4 separate regions of the Homo sapiens genome follow, and all the other regions are linked to region 2. The links are chromatin contacts, found by Hi-C or POLR2A ChIA-PET in ENCODE. All regions are on one chromosome and are shown on one strand. The core of a region is the stretch at or near the end of the contact, and the rest is flanking DNA. Distances in the headings are between cores, read along the strand shown.

The links. Hi-C counts contacts between places; a loop is a spot of excess contacts on that map. ChIA-PET counts read pairs that join two places held with the same protein, here RNA polymerase II (POLR2A). Pooled maps may share reads with other maps.
Region 1: a pooled map shows a loop between it and region 2 (9-fold over the local background). The contact joins the promoter of MAP3K11 here to the promoter of RCE1 in region 2. A Hi-C loop is called at or near these places in 3 of 50 pooled maps. POLR2A ChIA-PET finds 5 or more read pairs at or near these places in 2 of 52 experiments (WTC11 and activated CD4-positive, alpha-beta T cell).
Region 3: a loop to region 2 is called in a pooled map, with 4 times the contacts of the local background. The contact joins the enhancer-like site here to the promoter of RCE1 in region 2. A Hi-C loop is called at or near these places in 2 of 50 pooled maps.
Region 4: a loop to region 2 is called in a pooled map, with 4 times the contacts of the local background. The contact joins the promoter of ZNHIT2 here to the promoter of RCE1 in region 2. A Hi-C loop is called at or near these places in 8 of 50 pooled maps. POLR2A ChIA-PET finds 5 or more read pairs at or near these places in 2 of 52 experiments (CD4-positive, alpha-beta T cell and WTC11).

The regions. Positions count from the first base shown.
Region 1 is chr11:65,612,919-65,615,871 of GRCh38, reverse strand. It overlaps MAP3K11 (mitogen-activated protein kinase kinase kinase 11), which reads left to right and starts at 1,651. Exons shown (of 10, transcript NM_002419.4): 1 at 1,651-2,854. The coding sequence starts at 2,116. PCNX3 (pecanex 3) reads right to left here and starts at 96. Exons shown (of 35, transcript NM_032223.4): 1 at 1-96. RefSeq lists enhancers at 472-561, 622-671, 554-1,440, 1,182-1,611, 2,329-2,953 and 2 more and a silencer at 1,862-2,041.
Region 2 is chr11:66,841,900-66,844,959 of GRCh38, reverse strand. RCE1 (Ras converting CAAX endopeptidase 1) reads right to left here and starts at 1,519. Exons shown (of 8, transcript NM_005133.3): 1 at 1,320-1,519; 2 at 1,099-1,201; 3 at 921-1,004; 4 at 596-674; 5 at 1-91. The coding sequence starts at 1,504. TOP6BL (TOP6B like initiator of meiotic double strand breaks) reads right to left here. Exons shown (of 15, transcript NM_001302084.2): 14 at 1,891-2,111; 15 at 1,444-1,791. The coding sequence ends at 1,726. RefSeq lists an enhancer at 942-1,648 and silencers at 1,289-1,728, 1,839-1,978.
Region 3 is chr11:65,539,445-65,542,325 of GRCh38, reverse strand. It overlaps LTBP3 (latent transforming growth factor beta binding protein 3), which reads left to right. Exons shown (of 28, transcript NM_001130144.3): 19 at 598-726; 20 at 1,033-1,200; 21 at 1,372-1,455; 22 at 1,712-1,840; 23 at 1,944-2,081; 24 at 2,173-2,313; 25 at 2,445-2,606; 26 at 2,698-2,778; 27 at 2,867-2,881. Among named protein-coding and RNA genes, the nearest start is that of SCYL1, 16 kb to the right of the region's middle. RefSeq lists enhancers at 1,148-1,197, 1,414-1,708 and silencers at 1,448-2,207, 2,258-2,457. Within about 2 kb of position 1,350, at least 37 of the 41 ENCODE cell types and tissues checked have a DNase peak (open chromatin) inside an H3K27ac peak, as active enhancers do.
Region 4 is chr11:65,116,222-65,119,151 of GRCh38, reverse strand. It overlaps ZNHIT2 (zinc finger HIT-type containing 2), which reads left to right and starts at 1,451. Exons shown (of 1, transcript NM_014205.4): 1 at 1,451-2,749. The coding sequence starts at 1,499. The coding sequence ends at 2,710. TM7SF2 (transmembrane 7 superfamily member 2) reads right to left here. Exons shown (of 10, transcript NM_003273.6): 10 at 2,922-2,930. RefSeq lists enhancers at 1,201-1,495, 1,488-2,031, 2,578-2,930.

The sequences.
Region 1 (2,953 bases), core at 402-2,901, 1.2 Mb after region 2:
CTTGGGGCTCCGCGCTCGCCCGGCTTCTGCTGGTGCCGGCCTAAGGAGGAGGCCGGAAGAAGGAGCCGCGAACCGCCAGCCTGCAGTGGCGCATGCGCCCAACGATTCCAATTGGGACCCGGAAAAGGAAAACTTGACGGCATGAATGCGCAAGCGCAGAAAGGTGATGGCGCGGTAGGACGCGAGGGGTGCCCTTTGGGCGTGCGCAGACTCCAGGACTAAAGCAAGTTCGAGCGTAAAAGCGTTTGGGCGCATGCGTAGACCCAGGCGTTGCCAACCCAGGGTAGACGACTGGGCGGAACCAAAGAGACAGTTGAGTAGCCATTGGGTAACGGCAAAGTAATTGGCGCACAGCTCTTCCAATGAGTTACAGGAGGCGGGGAAAAGGTGGAGGCGTGGACTCCCCTAGTAGCAGCGAGAGTTCTGCACTACCGAAGCACGCCCCTCTCGGCCCGCCCCCTTTAATGCTGGACCTCGTACGTCACGACCGATTTCGCTCCCAGCGGCGTCTACTTCCGGGTCAGAGCTCAGACCTAGGGTGTAGAGAACAACCTTCCGTAACAGGCAGGAATAGTCGAAATAGGATAGCGTCGTCTTTCTTAAAGTGACAGGCTCAAAGCAATTGGGGCAGCCCTATCCAGAAGTTGTGAGGGCGACTCAGCTATTCTGAATCCAATCCTGGGCAAAGTTCTGGACAAGTCTCAGGTTTCTGCCAATGGGGAAGGGATATGAAGAAGCGGATTGTTTCCCAGGTGAGGAGAAGAAGAGAGCCTTAGGCAATCCACTCCAAGAGCTTGAGGTGCAGCCAGTTCCGTCTGTCCTCCAGTCTTCCCCACCCCATCCAACTAGCTCTACGAGGCAGAGCTTTCTCGTCCTCATATCATATATGAAAAGAATGGCCGGGCGCGGTGGCTCACGCCTGTAATCCCAACACTTTGGGAGGCCGAGGCGGGAGGATCACGAGGTCAGGGGTTTGAGACCAGCATGGCCAACATGGTGAAACCCGTCTCCACTAAAAATACAAAAATTAGCCGGCCGTGGTGCCACGCGCCGGTAGTCCCAGCTACTCGGGAGGCTGAGGCAGGAGAATCTCTTGAACCCGGGAGGCGGAGGTTGCAGTGAGCTTAGACTGCGCCATTGCATACCAGCCTGGGCGACAGAGCAAGACTCCGTCTCAAAAGAAGAAAAAAGAAAGAAAATAATGAGGCTCAGAATCGATGGATCGCACAGTCCCACAACTTCGCAGCCAAGACCAGACTCGGGTTCACCCCCTTCCCAAGTGTGGTTCTGTAACCCCGTTTTGCTGCCGCCGATGCGGATGCAGAGGGCAGAGATGGCCCATCCTTAGCAGAGACCAACCTCCACCCTAGGCAGCAGAGCACGCAGCTGGGGGCTTTTCTTTCTAGATCTCAAAAGCCTGCTGTGATGGGGGATCTGGTTCTGCCCTTTCCCTCTCTGCCTCTCCTGGCCCGCCTACCCGGGAACTCCCCGCCTGGAGCCTCTGGGAGGGGAGCGGTGCAGGCCGCCCGCGTCATCTGATGCTGTTTCCTGCAGGAGGGAGAAGAGCGGAAAAAAGTGAAACTCCACCCTCCACCTCTGCCTCCCGCCCCCGGGGCCAAAGTACAAAGGGAGGAGGAAGAAGGGAGCGGGGTCGGAGCCGTCGGGGCCAAAGGAGACGGGGCCAGGAACAGGCAGTCTCGGCCCAACTGCGGACGCTCCCTCCACCCCCTGCGCAAAAAGACCCAACCGGAGTTGAGGCGCTGCCCCTGAAGGCCCCACCTTACACTTGGCGGGGGCCGGAGCCAGGCTCCCAGGACTGCTCCAGAACCGAGGGAAGCTCGGGTCCCTCCAAGCTAGCCATGGTGAGGCGCCGGAGGCCCCGGGGCCCCACCCCCCCGGCCTGACCACACTGCCCTGGGTGCCCTCCTCCAGAAGCCCGAGATGCGGGGGGCCGGGAGACAACACTCCTGGCTCCCCAGAGAGGCGTGGGTCTGGGGCTGAGGGCCAGGGCCCGGATGCCCAGGTTCCGGGACTAGGGCCTTGGCAGCCAGCGGGGGTGGGGACCACGGGCACCCAGAGAAGGTCCTCCACACATCCCAGCGCCGGCTCCCGGCCATGGAGCCCTTGAAGAGCCTCTTCCTCAAGAGCCCTCTAGGGTCATGGAATGGCAGTGGCAGCGGGGGTGGTGGGGGCGGTGGAGGAGGCCGGCCTGAGGGGTCTCCAAAGGCAGCGGGTTATGCCAACCCGGTGTGGACAGCCCTGTTCGACTACGAGCCCAGTGGGCAGGATGAGCTGGCCCTGAGGAAGGGTGACCGTGTGGAGGTGCTGTCCCGGGACGCAGCCATCTCAGGAGACGAGGGCTGGTGGGCGGGCCAGGTGGGTGGCCAGGTGGGCATCTTCCCGTCCAACTATGTGTCTCGGGGTGGCGGCCCGCCCCCCTGCGAGGTGGCCAGCTTCCAGGAGCTGCGGCTGGAGGAGGTGATCGGCATTGGAGGCTTTGGCAAGGTGTACAGGGGCAGCTGGCGAGGTGAGCTGGTGGCTGTGAAGGCAGCTCGCCAGGACCCCGATGAGGACATCAGTGTGACAGCCGAGAGCGTTCGCCAGGAGGCCCGGCTCTTCGCCATGCTGGCACACCCCAACATCATTGCCCTCAAGGCTGTGTGCCTGGAGGAGCCCAACCTGTGCCTGGTGATGGAGTATGCAGCCGGTGGGCCCCTCAGCCGAGCTCTGGCCGGGCGGCGCGTGCCTCCCCATGTGCTGGTCAACTGGGCTGTGCAGATTGCCCGTGGGATGCACTACCTGCACTGCGAGGCCCTGGTGCCCGTCATCCACCGTGATCTCAAGTCCAACAACAGTGAGTTTCTGGGGGCATGGTTGGGGGTGGCATGGCTCTGGTACACACCTGCTCCCAACCTTCCACTGAGCCTAGCTTAGGGTCTACTGCAGGTAGGAG
Region 2 (3,060 bases), core at 270-2,769:
GCCCGGAACACCAGCTCCTCTGTCAGCGGGGCGATCACTTGGTTCCGCAGCCAACGCATGTCTGTGAGGCAGCGGGCCCAGGAGCGGGGGGCTGCAGAGGGAATTCAGGACAAGCTGTGAGTGACGGGCTGTCAGACAGTGAGACCCCAGAGGCTCCAAGGGCTCCTCTCCCACAACTTTACCCTGGCCAAACTCAGGTTAGGCATCAATACTGCTGAGGACGGGGGTGTGGACCCAACATAAACCCAATGTCTTGAGATGACCTGAATGGAAGGCATTAGCTGAGGCAAGGGCATCCTGGAAGTAAACTCTGGAGACACCAAAATTTAAGCAAGACTAGCTCTGGTTGGGGAAGCAGGGGACAGTGCTCTCTGATCCACACCAAATACTGCTGGGGGTTCCCAGGGAACTCCTTGGACGTTGGCAATCAACCCTTAGAGGCCACCTAGCTCTATGTTTCCATTTTACTGATGAGAAAACACACCCAGAGAGATGACATTTCACGTGTCCAGATCACACCCTGAGCCCGCTGACTCCCTGCCCCAATGTCCTGGACTGCCTGTGCCTACTTTTCCCTTCAGCCTTTAAGACTCACCCAGGACAACCTTCAGCCCATCTGCCAGGTCACAAGGGCAATCCATAGAGAGCTGCATCAGTGGGCCCAGGAAAAGAATCTGAGGGCAAGAAAACACTTTCACCATAACCCACCGCTTTTGCCCAGACCTTTGCCCATGCTCCCTGAGACTCCAAGCTTGAAATCCTCTCCAGCCACGATTTCCAGACCATGCATACCGGAGGACCCTGGGGCCATCTCAAAAGTCCTGTCTCCCATCAACCAAAAACCAAAAACAAGAGTCCACGGCACTGCCCATCAGGCTGATAACAAAGACCAGAAGAAAAAATACAGCAGGAGCACTCACCATGGTCAGCAACAGGGGCAGCAGCGCCGCTGGGAAAATGCCCTCCAGCCTGAAGCCCATCAGGGTGAGCAGGGATGTGCCTGGCTGAGCCACAGGAAAGGGGGCATCAGTTTTGCTTCCTCCCCTAAAGACCCCTGAGCTCTCACCGCCGTTGCCCTTTGCCCCGCCTCCTTCGCACCTGGATGCCTGTGAGTTCCCTCCAGAGCAGCACGCACAGGGGTGAGAGACTGGACACCACCAGGACGCTGGTGAAGCGTCGCTTGATGACCGCGGGATGGTCCCTACGGAGGGGACAGTAAGTTCAGGGGGCCCGCGGCTGCCCATGAGCACGGACCCGCCCCCGGCTCGCCCAAGCTCCGCCCGCAGGGCGCGGATTCCGGTCGCGCGCAGCCCCCGCACCTGGGCAGTTCGCTCTTCCAGACGTAGAGGCTGCCCACGTAGGAGCAGGCGAGGCTGAGGCAGGAGAACACTGACACCCAGCAGCACAGCCCGGGGCCCAGGCCGCCCAGCGCCGCCGACTCGGGCGGCCGCTCCGGCCGCGACACCGACAGCAGTCGCAGCCCATCCCCGCCCAGCGCCGCCATTGCGCCCTGACCCGCGGCGCGCACCAGTGACGCAGTCCCAGGGAGGTGTGGGTGACGTCAGGCCGCGGCGCGGCTCCACGCCCCGCCCCGCCCCGCCCGGGCCCGACGCGGAAGCAGACGCGGAAGAGGACTTGGTGAGCGCGCGGCAGCTTTATTAAACCACGGGATAACGGCTGCCCGCAGCCTCCGGATCGGTGGGCGCTTGCGGAAGGGGACCCGGCTCAGGGCCCAGGGCTGGGACTCAGCCACTCTGACAGGTTGGAGACCTCCTGCAGCCACAGCACGTCCTGCGGGAACAAGGGGGCCCGGGGTGAGGACCTCTCAGCAGCGGCCCGTGGCCTGCACCTCCTGCTGAGCCCTTCCCTGCGCGGCCCTCGCCCAGTTACCTCCAGGCGGCTTCCGAGGCTCGCCCTGCCCGGCGCCAGGGCCCTGCCGTGAGCCTCGCGGTGCTCCCTTCCTCTAGGAGTGAGGGGGGCCGCGGTGGCTTCCGGGCGGCGCGGGGCGGCCTCTGACGGGCTCGGGGCCCTGGCAGAGCGCAGAGCTCGCATCTCCTCTATGCGGGGGCTGCCCCTCTTGAGCCTCTTGTTTTCTGCTTGCCCGCTGGTATCTAGGAGAAAAACAAGCCTCTTCATCTTACTTTCATGGCCCTGTGCTAGGAGCACCCTTGGCCAAGGGGAAGCCTGGGAGAACGGGCGCCGAGGGGCTCTTCCCACCGCATCCCTGTCAGCAGGTCCCATCCACACCAAAACCCTGCAGCTGTGGGCGCTTCTGGAGCAGCCCGAGGCTGCAGAGACGTTTCAGGGTCTCCCTATTCTCTCACCCAGGCGGGAGATTGTCCCGAGCCCTCACTTGGGGGACTCAGGCCGCTCAGTAACTTTCTGTATAGATTCTTCCTGGAGTCTGCACTGACAAGCTCCCCTCCCTGCCAGCCTCTGTCCCCCCTCACCTTTCTGGCCTCAGTTCTGTCTCCCTTTGTTGCTCACGTTGCATTGAGCAGTGCCCATAGGCAGCTTTCCTACTCTTAACTGATTCATTTGTCAAATTAAAGCGAGTTTAGATGGATAGATTCTTCCCCAGCAGGTCTTGGGGATGCAGATCAATGAGCTTTTCCCTGAGAGAAGCTCACAGATGCTAGGAGGGGATGCAGACCTGTGTACAAAGCCCAGGGTTAGAATAGAGAAGGAAGCCGACCACCTCTGGATGTGAAGAAGGGTTTCCATGAGGAGATACCTGAGCTGACCTTTTGTTTTTTTGAGACAAGGTCTTGCTCTGTTGCCCAGGCTGGAGTGCAGTGGCTCAGTCCTGGCTCACTGCAGCCTCGACCTCCTGGGCTCAAGCGATCCTACTGCCTCAGCTTCAGCTTCCAGAGTACCAGGAACCACAGGCGCATGCCACCACACCGGCTAATTTTTTTTACTTGTAGAGACAGGGGTCTCACCGTGTTGCCCAGGCTAGTCTCAAGCTGTCCTCCCGCCCCAGCTCCCCAAAGTGACGGTATTACAGGCATAAGTCACCACTCCTGCCCCAGAGCTGGGTTTTGAAGGATGAAGAGTGAT
Region 3 (2,881 bases), core at 101-2,600, 1.3 Mb after region 2:
ATCACCCAGGGCTCCCAGCTAGGGGAGGCCAACATGTAAACTGATTCTGACAGTTCAGGGTCCTGGGTGCCAAGAAAGGTATAGACTAATGATTAATTGCAATGGGGAGGTGAATGTTGAACTGGACTGAAACGTAAGTAGGAGTTCCCTAGGCATGGGAAAGGCAAGGCACGAGAAGTCATTCCAGGACCAAAGAGCAGTAATTGCAAAGCATAGAGATCTGGAAGGAGCTAGTTGTGTTTACAGAGGAGGGGAGGGTGCCCTGAGCACAGAGTTGGGGAGTGGAGGGTGGTCTAGAGTAAGGCGTGATGAGACCTAAAGGTATCGGAAGCTCAATTGCATTTGAGGCCTTTCCATTTGGGCTTCTGATACTTTTAGGTTTTGTAAGGTTAGTGGGAGCCACTGAAGGTGTTATGAAGGACAGCAGCTAATGTCCACATGCACATTCAGACACATGCACAGACACAGCAGACTTCCTGCTGTACATACTTTGAAACCAAAGTGGAAATTCAGGTTCTGAACTTGTGTGAGGCCCTTGAGGTGCAGCCCCAGGGAAAGAGGGGCTGGGTTTCCAGCTGCGCTACTCTTGCCCCGCAGACATAGATGAGTGCAGCCAGGACCCGAGCCTGTGCCTTCCCCATGGGGCCTGCAAGAACCTTCAGGGCTCCTATGTGTGTGTCTGCGATGAGGGCTTCACTCCCACCCAGGACCAGCACGGTTGTGAGGGTGAGTGTCCTCCCAGCTCCTCCCTCGGACTGGACAACTCCCCTGAGCTGCAGCTGGGATTCAGAGATGTGTCCTGGCCCCACCCTCCTAAATTTGGGGAACCGGAAGAAATCTCTTTTGGCTGGGGGAGTCTGGTGGGGCCAGACGATGAAGGGTCCAGAACACCACGTTGAGAACAGAGCCAACTCTCAGGAGGAGGCTAAGGGGAGCCAGGGAATGTGGGGGGAAAGACCTGTGGTGGGTGGGCAGGGTGGACAGGGCCAAGGGGGGTCTGTGCACAACCCTGAGCTGCCGTCTGCCCCTCAGAGGTGGAGCAGCCCCACCACAAGAAGGAGTGCTACCTGAACTTCGATGACACAGTGTTCTGCGACAGCGTATTGGCCACCAACGTGACCCAGCAGGAGTGCTGCTGCTCTCTGGGGGCCGGCTGGGGCGACCACTGCGAAATCTACCCCTGCCCAGTCTACAGCTCAGGTCAGGAGCCGGGCAGGCCCCTTCCCAGATCTTCAGTTTCTTCATCTGGAAGCCAAATGTGGGAAATGGCGCCCCCTGGCAGTTGGGAAATAGGCGGCGGGCTGCAGCCCTAAGCCCACGCGCGCGCTCAGTCCTGCCTCTTCCCTCCCCACGGCCGCCCTGCCCCTGCAGCCGAGTTCCACAGCCTCTGCCCAGACGGAAAGGGCTACACCCAGGACAACAACATCGTCAACTACGGCATCCCAGCCCACCGTGGTAAGCGCCCTGCGGCTCCGCCCGCCCCGCGCCCTCTCACCCCGGGTTGGGCTCGCCCGGATCCCGCCGGGACTCGCTGGGTCAGCTGCCCGCGCCGGGTAAGCCCCGCCCGCACCTTCCTCGCAGGCCCCGCCCTGTAGGCCCCGCCCCTCCTGTAGGCCCCGCCCGGGGATGGCTTCGCTCCGGTGGTGCGCCCAGCCCACGCCTCCGGGCTGCAGCTGCGGGACCGGAGCGGCCAGTGTTTGTCACCCCGCAGACATCGACGAGTGCATGTTGTTCGGGTCGGAGATTTGCAAGGAGGGCAAGTGCGTGAACACGCAGCCTGGCTACGAGTGCTACTGCAAGCAGGGCTTCTACTACGACGGGAACCTGCTGGAATGCGTGGGTGAGCTCCGCCCCCCGGCGGCCGTGGGGAAGCGGCAGGGAGACACGCGCCACCGCGCCCATCCCGGGCCTGCCCCTGCTACCCACGCTTTTCCTCCCTGCAGACGTGGACGAGTGCCTGGACGAGTCCAACTGCCGGAACGGAGTGTGTGAGAACACGCGCGGCGGCTACCGCTGTGCCTGCACGCCCCCTGCCGAGTACAGTCCCGCGCAGCGCCAGTGCCTGAGCCCGGAAGAGATGGGTGAGGCCCGGGCCGGGGAGTGGGGTACGCGGGAGGGGCGGGGCCCGGGCCGAGCTGTGACGGCCCCCACCCACCCCCTCGCTGTTCGTAGACGTGGACGAGTGCCAGGACCCGGCAGCCTGCCGCCCTGGCCGCTGCGTCAACCTGCCGGGCTCCTACCGCTGCGAGTGTCGCCCGCCCTGGGTGCCCGGGCCCTCCGGCCGCGATTGCCAGCTCCCCGAGAGCCCGGCCGGTGAGGGCGAGGGTTGGCCTTGGCCGATCCCGGGGCCCTGTCCGTCACGTGGCCCCCGCGCAGGTGGGGTGGGGCGGAGGCGGGCGGTTCCTGCCTTGGGCCCCTCCCCTGATGCCAGGTGTCTTCCGCAGAGCGTGCCCCGGAGCGGCGCGACGTGTGCTGGAGCCAGCGCGGAGAGGACGGCATGTGCGCTGGCCCCCTGGCCGGGCCTGCCCTCACCTTCGACGACTGCTGCTGCCGCCAGGGCCGCGGCTGGGGCGCCCAATGCCGACCGTGCCCGCCGCGCGGCGCGGGTAAGGCAGTCGGGGAGGAGTTGGCCGGGAGCGAGGATGGGGGCCAGGGCCCGGGGACCCGGACGTCGCTGACCAGTTCTGCTCCTCCCAGGGTCCCATTGCCCGACATCGCAGAGCGAGAGCAATTCCTTCTGGGACACAAGCCCCCTGCTGTTGGGGAAGCCCCCAAGAGGTGAGTGCTGCCGGGTCGGGCGGTGGCGGGGTTGGTAGCCTTTGGCCGGGGCTCAGTGTTGAAGTCCATATTGTTCCGGGCCACGCAGATGAGGACAGTTCAG
Region 4 (2,930 bases), core at 202-2,701, 1.7 Mb after region 2:
CCAGGCTGGTCTTGAACTGGGCTCAAGTGATCCGCCCACCTTGGCCTCCCAAAGTGCTGAGATTACAGGTGTCAGCCGCTGTGCCCAGCCGAGAGGTCCTGTTTAAATGACGTGAGTGAGACCTGAGATGAACCAGTCAAGTGATCAGGTAGGGGAATATTTCAAGCCTAGAGGACTGTGTGAAGATGGGGAAGAGGTGATGTCTAGGGCTGGGGGCGGGCAGATCCTGCAAGGCCTTGTCAGCCATAGAGAGGAGTTTGGGTTTGAGTCCAAGTGCAATGGAGGGTCGCAGAAGGGTTTTGAGTAACAGATGGATCTCATCTGACTTGTGATCTAATTTCTCTGGCAGGTTTTTCTGGAGGGCTGGCAAGAAAGTTAGGAAAAACACTTAATGTGTTGTCATCCACATGAGGGGTCAGGAAGCTTAGACCACCAGTAGTAGCAGGGATGCAAAGAACACTCACAGTTTGGTTCATCACACCCCCCACTCCACCACAAGAGTGAGCTCTATTAGAACAGGGACCCCCGGCTCCCTTTGATGTGCATTGTGTTCTTGGCACCTAGAATGGGGCCTGCACTTAATAAGATGGATGAATAGTGGTATTTAATGAGAAGATACTTAATGAAAAGAAGAGGCAGTTTTGGAGGAAAAAAATCATAGGAGCTCAGATATTTCTTAAATGCTGCTTTCTATTTATCTTTTTGAGGTGGAGTTTCTCTCTGTGGCCCAGGCTCGCAGGCTGGAGAGCGGTGGCGCGATCTCGGCTAACTGCAGCCTCCACCTCCCGGGTTCAAGCGATTCCCCTGCCTCAGCCTCAGGAGTAGCTGGGACTACAAGCACCCGTCCCCCACGCCCGGCTAATTTTGTATTCTTAGTAGAGACGGGGTTTCTCCATGTTGGTCAGGCTGGTCTCAAACTCCTGACCTCAGGTCATCTGCCCGCCTCGGCCTCCCAAAATGCTGGGATTACCGGCGTGACCCACCGTACCTGGCCCTAACTGTCCTTTTATTTGTCTGTGTCCCCTAGTGCATTTTATTTGTCTGTGTCCAGCGCAGGGATGCATCGCCTCCCGTAGGCTTGGCACAATTAGTGGCCCAGAGTAGGTGCCTAGTAAAGATGGATTTATGCCACAGCACATTGTAGTGCTAAAAAGAGGGTTTTCTCTTTAGATGATCGGGCCACGTTTTGGTGTGACCACTAGGGGGAGACGTGGCACCGGCGAAGCGCTCGCCAGACCCATTTTTTCGCTCCTTGCGTCATCGCATAGGGCGGGGCTCGTACCTGACGCCCGGCTTCTGGGCCTGCTCTCGCCCTACTAGGGAAAGGGGTGGGGCTTGGCTTTCGGGCGTGGGCGGAAATTGCCGAGAATCCTCGGAAGCTTTGCGAAAACACAGCGCGCCGTCGGCCGCGCTGCGAACCGGAAGTAATCGAAGAAGCCCCGGAAGTTTCGAACTACCACCGGCGTGCGTTCGCAGGTAGATCGCGGTGCCAGTTGCCATGGAGCCGGCCGGGCCCTGTGGCTTCTGCCCGGCGGGGGAGGTCCAGCCAGCGCGTTACACCTGCCCTCGCTGTAATGCGCCCTACTGCTCGCTGCGCTGCTACCGGACGCATGGCACCTGCGCAGAAAACTTCTACCGTGACCAGGTGCTGGGAGAGCTCCGCGGTTGCAGCGCTCCTCCCAGCCGCCTAGCAAGCGCCCTACGCCGGCTGCGTCAGCAACGCGAGACCGAGGACGAGCCTGGGGAAGCAGGCCTCAGCTCCGGCCCGGCGCCCGGCGGCCTATCGGGACTCTGGGAGCGGCTGGCGCCGGGCGAAAAAGCTGCCTTCGAGCGGCTGCTGAGCCGCGGTGAGGCCGGGCGGCTGCTGCCTCCATGGCGGCCGTGGTGGTGGAACCGCGGAGCCGGACCGCAGCTTCTGGAGGAGCTGGATAATGCCCCGGGTAGTGACGCCGCGGAGCTGGAGCTCGCCCCTGCGAGGACCCCGCCGGATTCTGTGAAAGATGCCTCCGCCGCGGAGCCCGCGGCCGCCGAGCGGGTTCTTGGAGATGTCCCGGGGGCCTGCACGCCCGTCGTACCCACCCGCATCCCCGCGATAGTCAGCCTGAGCCGCGGCCCAGTCTCGCCGCTCGTGCGCTTCCAGCTGCCCAATGTGCTGTTCGCCTACGCGCATACTCTCGCCCTGTATCACGGCGGTGACGACGCGCTGCTCTCTGACTTCTGTGCCACACTGCTCGGCGTTTCCGGAGCCCTGGGTGCCCAGCAAGTCTTCGCCTCTGCGGAAGAAGCCCTGCAGGCGGCAGCCCACGTGCTGGAAGCAGGCGAGCACCCGCCGGGGCCCCTGGGCACACGAGGGGCTATGCACGAGGTCGCCCGCATCCTGCTGGGCGAGGGCCCGACCAACCAGAAAGGCTACACGCTGGCAGCACTGGGGGACCTGGCACAGACCCTGGGCCGTGCCCGGAAACAGGCCGTGGCTAGAGAAGAGCGAGATCATCTTTACCGGGCCCGGAAAAAGTGCCAGTTCCTCCTGGCCTGGACCAACGAAAATGAGGCGGCCCTCACACCCCTGGCCCTAGACTGCGCCAGGGCTCACCAAGCCCATGCTGTGGTAGCCGAGGAGGTGGCCGCCCTCACTGGGGAGCTGGAGCGGCTTTGGGGAGGCCCCGTGCCACCTGCCCCAAGAACTCTCATTGAGGAGCTCCCTAGCTGAACGGGTTACCCTGGTCATTAATAAAGCTGTGACTGGTCAGCCCTGTTGCTTGTTTCTGAGGGATAGCTATTGTCCCACCAGACCCCAGATTCCTGGGCCCACAAGCCACTGCTCAGCTTCTCCCTGATCAGTGCTGACCCAGCCAGTCCTAGGGGAGAGAAGTGCACCAAGGGTTCCCAGTGTTTATCCAAAGGAGGAAGAGCATCTCCGATTTTGGTCA